2 separate regions of the Homo sapiens genome follow, and region 1 is linked to region 2. The links are chromatin contacts, found by Hi-C or POLR2A ChIA-PET in ENCODE. All regions are on one chromosome and are shown on one strand. Each heading gives the region's core, a stretch centred on a gene start or an enhancer-like site at or near the end of the contact. The rest is flanking DNA. Distances are from core to core; before and after follow the strand shown.

Region 1 (3,007 bases), core at 327-2,826, 53 kb before region 2:
AGTCAGGGGTTTACATAGCTGGGAAGGAAGACAGGAGGGGCAAAGAGGGGAGGTGCGTGGGTGGAGCACGGAGGGGAGGTGCGTGGGTGGAGCACGGAGGGGAGGTGCGTGGGTGGAGCACGGAGGGGAGGTGCGTGGGTGGAGCACGGAGGGGAGGTGCGTGGGTGGAGCACGGAGGGGAGGTGCATGGGTGGAGCACAGGATATTTTTGGGACGGTGGAACAACTCTATGATACTATAATGGAGGATGTGTGTCATTACACATGTAGCCAAACCTACATTGACAGCAGTGGCTGCTGCCATCATCCGCCTGCAGCAGGGAAGCGTGGCTGGGGCCTCACACTCCATGGAGCCAGTGGGTGCCCCGCCCCTTCTGAGTTCGGAAGGGAGCTGTCCGTGCTCCCCGTGCTGCTGCACCTGCCCAAACCACAGCTGCAGACCCAGGCCTCCTGCTCTACGAAGCTGCCCAAACTGCAGCTGTGGATATGAGCCTCCCTGTGCACTTGAGGGAGCTGGGAACAGGCAAGATCTGCCTTCCCGGGTACAGCTGCAGCTGCGGCACCCACGGCTGCAAACCTGGGCCTCCTATTCCAAAAAGCGGGCAGGAGCTAGGGACAAGTAGGAGCCCTGCCCCTTCCGAGTTGGTGGGAGCTCCCAGGTGCAGCTGTGGCCGCCCTCCCGGGTACAGGACCTGGGTGTTTCTGCAGCCTACACCCTCAGGGGCCCCAGGAAGGACCCCCCCTACCACATCCCTGCAGGCTCGGGGGTGTCTTCTGCTGCCTGGCCTCTCTCCACTCCTAGCGCCTGCTCCGATCTCAGAGCTGGGGCTGGGGCCAAGCCCAGGGGCCATGAAGGGCCGTGGGAGGCAGATTGATTTCTGGGTAGAAGGGGCAGGTCCCCAGGAAGGCCCTACCTTCAGGCCAGCGAGGGCCTGAAGGCTGGGGGCTGGGCTGCCAGTGCTGCAGACAGGAGTGGGGACTCTTGATGCCTCTTCTGGGCCCACCCATGACCACTTATGGACCAATCGGCATGCACTTCCTCCCCTCAGAGGTCCATACAAGCTCTGGGCTCAGCCAGAGCAGGGCAGAGAAGGGTCACAGGATGAAGAGGACAGAGGGCAGAGAGACGACCGGATGGGATGACCAGCTGCAGAGAGGAGTACCCTCTCCACTGAGAACAGCAGAAGGCAAGACAACCTGTCCACAGAGAGGAGCTACCCTCTCTGCTGAGAGCTTCAGAGACCTGCAGAGACATCTGAATGACCTGCCTGCAGAGAGCAGCTTCCCTCTCTGGGGCCTCCTCTCTGCTGAAAGCTGAACACTCGAGAGACGACCTGCCTACGAGAGGAGCCACCCACTCCTCTGAGCTGTTCTGACACTAAATACAACTTTTCTTCTTCACGCTTCACTTGTCTGCGTACCTCATTCTTCCTAGACGCAGGACAAGAGCTCTGGCAAAGGCGCTGCAGCCACAGAGGTTTCCGGCCGGAAAAATCGGCACCCCAGAGATCCCATGAGAACGTCACGTACAGCACTGAGACGGAGCCCTAATGAAAACTGTGGCTCTGGGTGATAATGACGTTACTGTGGGTTCATCAACTGTAGCAAATTCGCCCTCTGCTGGGCGTTGTTGGAAATGCAGAGGCTCTGGGGGGTCAGGTATGTGGGAGCTCTCTGTACCTTTCTTGTAATTTGATGTGAACTTAAAGCTGCTCCAAAAAGATAAAATCTTGAAGAAAAGCGAAAAAAAAAAAAAGGAAGAGAGGAAAAAATGACAGGCAGAAGGTCACGCCTGGCCCCTCAGTGCGCGTCCTCAGGCCTCTGCTCCCAGCTGGGGCTGGCAGGTGGTCGGGGGGGCACCCAGCTCCTCCACTCCCCACGCCCACCACAGCTTTCAAAGTTAGGAACACAGGCAGGGTGGAGGTGAAGTCCGAACAGAAAGAGGAGACTTAAGGGAGGGCGAGCCCTGACTTTGTTTCGTTTTTCCGAGGCGACATTCGGTGCAGCTTTCTGGGTCCCCAAGGCTGACCCTGCTGCACCATGAACCACACGTCCACACCCTCACTGTCTCCCGCTCATGACATCAGCTCACCTGAGACTGTCACCGAAGGCTCTTTAACGTGAAATGAGTGGTTTTAACTATTTTTAAGTACACAGTTGTGTGGCATTAAGTGCATTCACTATGATGTGTGGCCATCACCATCGTCCACCCTAGAACCCCTTCATTTTCCCCAACAAATTCTGTCCCTTTAAGCAAGTGCTCCCCATCCCCCACCCCCTTCTACCTTCTGTCTCTGTGAATCTGATGACCGTCAGTCTCTGAGCACAGCCATACCATCGTGGGCCTTTTGTGTCTGGCTTACTTCACCGAGCATAATGTCCTCAGGGTTTATCCGCATTGTGGCAGGTGCCAGAATCCCCTTCCTTTTTTAAAGGCTGAATAATGCTTTACCGTATGGATAGACCACATTTTGTTTATGCGTTCATCCGTTATCGGACGCTTGGGTTGGACCATGTTTAGTGGGTGTGAATAAGGCTGCCCTAAACACGGGTGCACAGGCATCTGCCCAAGTCCCTGCTCTCAGTTCTTTTTGAGAAATACCCAAAAGTGAAATTGCTGGGTCATATGGCAGTTCTATTTTTAAGGTTTTGAGGAGCCGCCACACTGTCTTCCCCAGCGGCTGCCCTGTTTTACATCCCCTCAAGCAATGTAAAGGGTCCCGGTGTCCCCACATCCTCCAGTTTCTCCACATCCCGAGCACTTGCTGTCTTCTATTTTTGATACTTGTTACCCTAATGGCTGTGAGGTGGCACCTCATTGTGGTTTTGATTTGAATTTCCCTAATGACCTGTGATAGTGAGCATCTTTTCATGGGTTTATTGGCCATTTGTATGTCTTCTCTGAAGAAATTGTCTATTCAAGTCCTTTGACCATTTTTGAATCGAGCTGTTTGTTTTTTTGTTGTTGAGTTGTGGGGGTTCTTTATACATTACTGAAGGCTTATTTT
Region 2 (3,402 bases), core at 448-2,947:
TGGCCGGCGTGGCCCAGGGTGTGCAGGACAGGGTGCGGACCTTTGGGGATTGAGGGGTCTCTGGACACTGCTGCTTTGCTGTCCTAACAGCCCCTCTGTCCGGCCTCATTTTACCGGGGATATGGGTTTTGCAAACCAAGGTGACACTGACAGGATGTGTGAGCTTCCCTGTGGCTGCCTCCCGGCACAGCTGTCCCGACCTTTGACATCGCGCCCCAGCTGGGGTCTGTGATGCCACCAATGCACAGGAACAAGACATTCATTTTTAAGGGAAAAGTGGAGTCAAATGTGCTCAGAACAACTGAGTCCCACAGTCGGGGCACCTGGGCCAGGGCTGGGCAGCTTGCTGAGGTCCATCGAGCGCTGTGGGGGCCAGGGCTTGGCACACACATGGAGACTGTGCCCTGATATCCCCACCCTTCTGCAGCTGGCTCAGCAACGTCCCCAGACACCCTCCCCACATCTGCAAACCACCCTTCGCCTGAAGGAGCAGCCGCTAGGGCTGCTGAGCGCCAGCTCTGGGGAGGAGGGCTTGAAACAGTTTTATATGTTGTTAAAATAATTCTTATCCTAAGATTATTTTTGTTAAAAAGAGAATAGGTTTCCGGTTCCCACTCAGCTGTATCCCGCACCCCACGTAACCCCATCACCAGGGGCCCGCAGGCCTGGCCGCAGCTGGCCTGGGGCTGAGCGTCAGGCTCTGCGGCTCCCACAGGGCGGCAGGTGACCTCCTGAGGCAGAGCCAGAGCTGCTGAGGGTCCCACGGAACACCTGTGTGGAGAGGTCCCCTCCTTCATGACCTTGCTCTCCTGATCTGGTTGTCTCCTCAGCCCGCCTTCCGTGGGGAGGCAAAACAGCCCTGTGGAGTTGGGTGGGGCAGGGCTCAGCCGGGCCGGGTGGGCGCCCCAAGAGAGAGGACGGGCTGCCCTCCTGTTGATTTCTCCTGGTCCTAACGTCAGGGGGGCCCTGACTGGCTTCCCTCTGTCCTGCAGATGAGGGGGCTACCCTTATGGGACCTGGGAGGCCGCCCTGATGTGGGACGGATGTCACCCGGTGGTCGCCCAGGCTCGTGCTGGGCCACACAACTGCGTTTCCACATTTCCTCCTTGGCTCCCCTATTCTCTTGGGCCGGGCGCAGTGGCTCACGCCTTAATCCCAGCACTTTGGGAGGCCGAGGCGGGCCCATCACGAGGTCAGGAGATCGAGACCATCCTGGCTAACATGGTGAAACCCTGTCTCTACTAAAAATACAAAAAATTAGCCAGGCGTGTTGGCGGGCGCCTGTAGTCCCAGCTATGGGAGGCTGAGGCAGGAGAATGGCGTGAACCCGGGAGGCGGAGCTTGCAGGGAGCAGAGATCAGGCCACTGCAGTCCAGCCTGGGCGACAGAGCGAGACTCCGTCTCAAAAAAAAAAAAAAAAAAAAAAGTGGATCCACTATACGGCTGAAACACATTTTGCACAAGATTATCTAAATGCTGGAGTTTAAATCGAGTCAATGACAACACGACTCCAATTCCAGGTATGGGGTTTAGTGGACAACCAGCTTGACGGAGTCAGGACCGCGCTGACCTGCCCGACACGGTGCTCGGGCATCTGGAAGGAGGAAGCCGGCGTCTCAGCCCCGCAGAAGCCCCGAACCGTGGGCCTCCCGCCGCGTCCGACAGGCAGGGGTGGGGCTAGATGACCGAGGTCTCCGTTTGCAGGAAGGACTGGGCGCGGGAGCCGCGGTGGAACTGCAGGGCGCCCTCCGAGCCGTTGCGGGAGAAGGAGGAACCGCAGACCCTGTAATCCCGGCTCGCGGACGGGGTCGGGCACCGGCTTCGCCATTTTCGCTTCAGCTCGCACTGCACCTGGGAGGTGAGGGCAGCGGGAACGCCCGTGAGCCTGGGCAGGTGCGGGCGGCTGCTATGGGAAGCGCGGCCCGCGAGCCTCCAGCTCTCCCTCCCGCCTGCTCCCGTATCTGTGTTGCCAGCAGATGGACAGAAACAGAAACGGCCTTGGGGGCAGAGGCTGGAGGGAGCGGGAACTGGACGGCCACAGGAGGGCGGGGGACGCTGCCAGACTCTAAGACTGTGCGTGGGTGGTTCGGGGATCGCCACTGCCGCGGTAAGCGCAGTCCCACAGTCTCAGATAGTTAATATTTCTCTGAAAAGATTTTCCTTAGCAGCCGGGGTTGTGACGGTGCTGGGCCTCCGTCTCCTTCCCTGTTCCCAGCGGGCAGGGAATGTTAGCCCTGGGAGGGGGTGGGGATGAGTGAGGGGTGCCCGGACGGCAGAGGAGGGAGGAGGACAAGTGGCACTACTCGGGCTCAGCTTTGCAGAAGCCGTGCTGGTGAAAGCTGCATGTCAAGCAAAGAAAGCGCCAGCAACCGCAGCGTGGGGCGGGAGGGTCAGGGGTCAGGGGACGGGGCCAGGCCGTTGGAGCAGCCCGGAGACAGCCTCCCTGGCTGGGAATGAACGCAGGGCAGAGCTCGGCTCCGGGCTTCCTCCCCAGGGACTCACAGGACGCTGTGCAGCCCCACCCCCCAACCCAGGCCCGGCTTTCTGGGACTCACAAGCTATGGTCAGGAGCGAGACGCCGACCATGGGGAAAAACAGATTCTGTCTAGACCCGGCCGGGAGCTTTCCCGAGAGGGCTCCGAGACGGACGGCAGTCGATGCTACTTAGGGTGGACGGAAGGACGGCGGGGTTTGGAAGCTGGGCCCAGAAGAGTGGGTTTGCCTGTGTCGTTGTGGGTTCTCTGATGGGGACACAGAACTGTGGGGTCCCGGGCAGTAACTCGAGCCCGCGGAAGACAGGCATGTGTGGGGGCTGCGGCACCAGGCTGGGCAGCATCTCAGGAAGCAAGTGAGTACCTGTGCTTGGTTCCAAGGCGGCCATGAACTTACCTCACTGTTCAGGAAACAGTAGAGGACGGCCACCACCAGGCCCTGCAATGAGAAGAGATGGTCAGGCAGGACCCGCGCTCGGGGGAGGGCGGCCGCCTCCGCACACCTACCTGGAACGACCCGAGGCACAGCTCAAACAGTATCTGGTATTTGGAGGAGATGCTGATGGGAAACACGGCAAACACCATGTAGTGGACGCCGAACAGCGGGATAAGCAGGAGCGTGGACTTGGCCAGCCTCCTGCACAGAAGGAGATGAGCCAGCTCAGCTGCTGGACCCTCGGACCCTCTGCAAGCCTGGCTGGGTCCTTCTCAGGAGGGGGCAGCTGGGTGTGGGAGGGGCTCCACACCTCCTCTCCACTGCTGGAGTCCCCGCCCAACAAGAAAAACCACTGTTTCTTTACGTTTATGTCTGAGGCCCCTGTGCATATCTAGCACTCAGGGCCTGGGAACGTGCATTCCGGAAGTGTCCGTTTCTCCCAAATTCCCTCACAAGGACACACGCTGTGTCCTG

The links. A loop is a pair of places that touch in the nucleus more often than their neighbours do. ChIA-PET counts read pairs that join two places held with the same protein, here RNA polymerase II (POLR2A). Pooled maps may share reads with other maps.
Region 1: a pooled map shows a loop between it and region 2 (2.4-fold over the local background). The contact joins two enhancer-like sites. A Hi-C loop is called at or near these places in 4 of 50 pooled maps. POLR2A ChIA-PET finds 5 or more read pairs at or near these places in 2 of 52 experiments (HEK293T and PC-3).

Annotation. Positions count from the first base shown.
Region 1 is chr7:158,975,620-158,978,626 of GRCh38, forward strand. It overlaps LOC124901795 (a long non-coding RNA gene), which reads left to right. Exons shown (of 2, transcript XR_007060626.1): 2 at 1,049-3,007. Among named protein-coding and RNA genes, the nearest start is that of LINC00689, 31 kb to the right of the region's middle. RefSeq lists enhancers at 343-1,083, 1,025-1,144, 1,155-1,204. Within about 2 kb of position 1,577, at least 9 of the 41 ENCODE cell types and tissues checked have a DNase peak (open chromatin) inside an H3K27ac peak, as active enhancers do.
Region 2 is chr7:159,028,939-159,032,340 of GRCh38, forward strand. VIPR2 (vasoactive intestinal peptide receptor 2) reads right to left here. Exons shown (of 13, transcript NM_003382.5): 11 at 3,000-3,129; 12 at 2,890-2,931; 13 at 1-1,851. The coding sequence ends at 1,678. Among named protein-coding and RNA genes, the nearest start is that of LINC00689, 22 kb to the left of the region's middle. RefSeq lists enhancers at 1-158, 2,277-2,929. Within about 2 kb of position 1,698, at least 22 of the 41 ENCODE cell types and tissues checked have a DNase peak (open chromatin) inside an H3K27ac peak, as active enhancers do.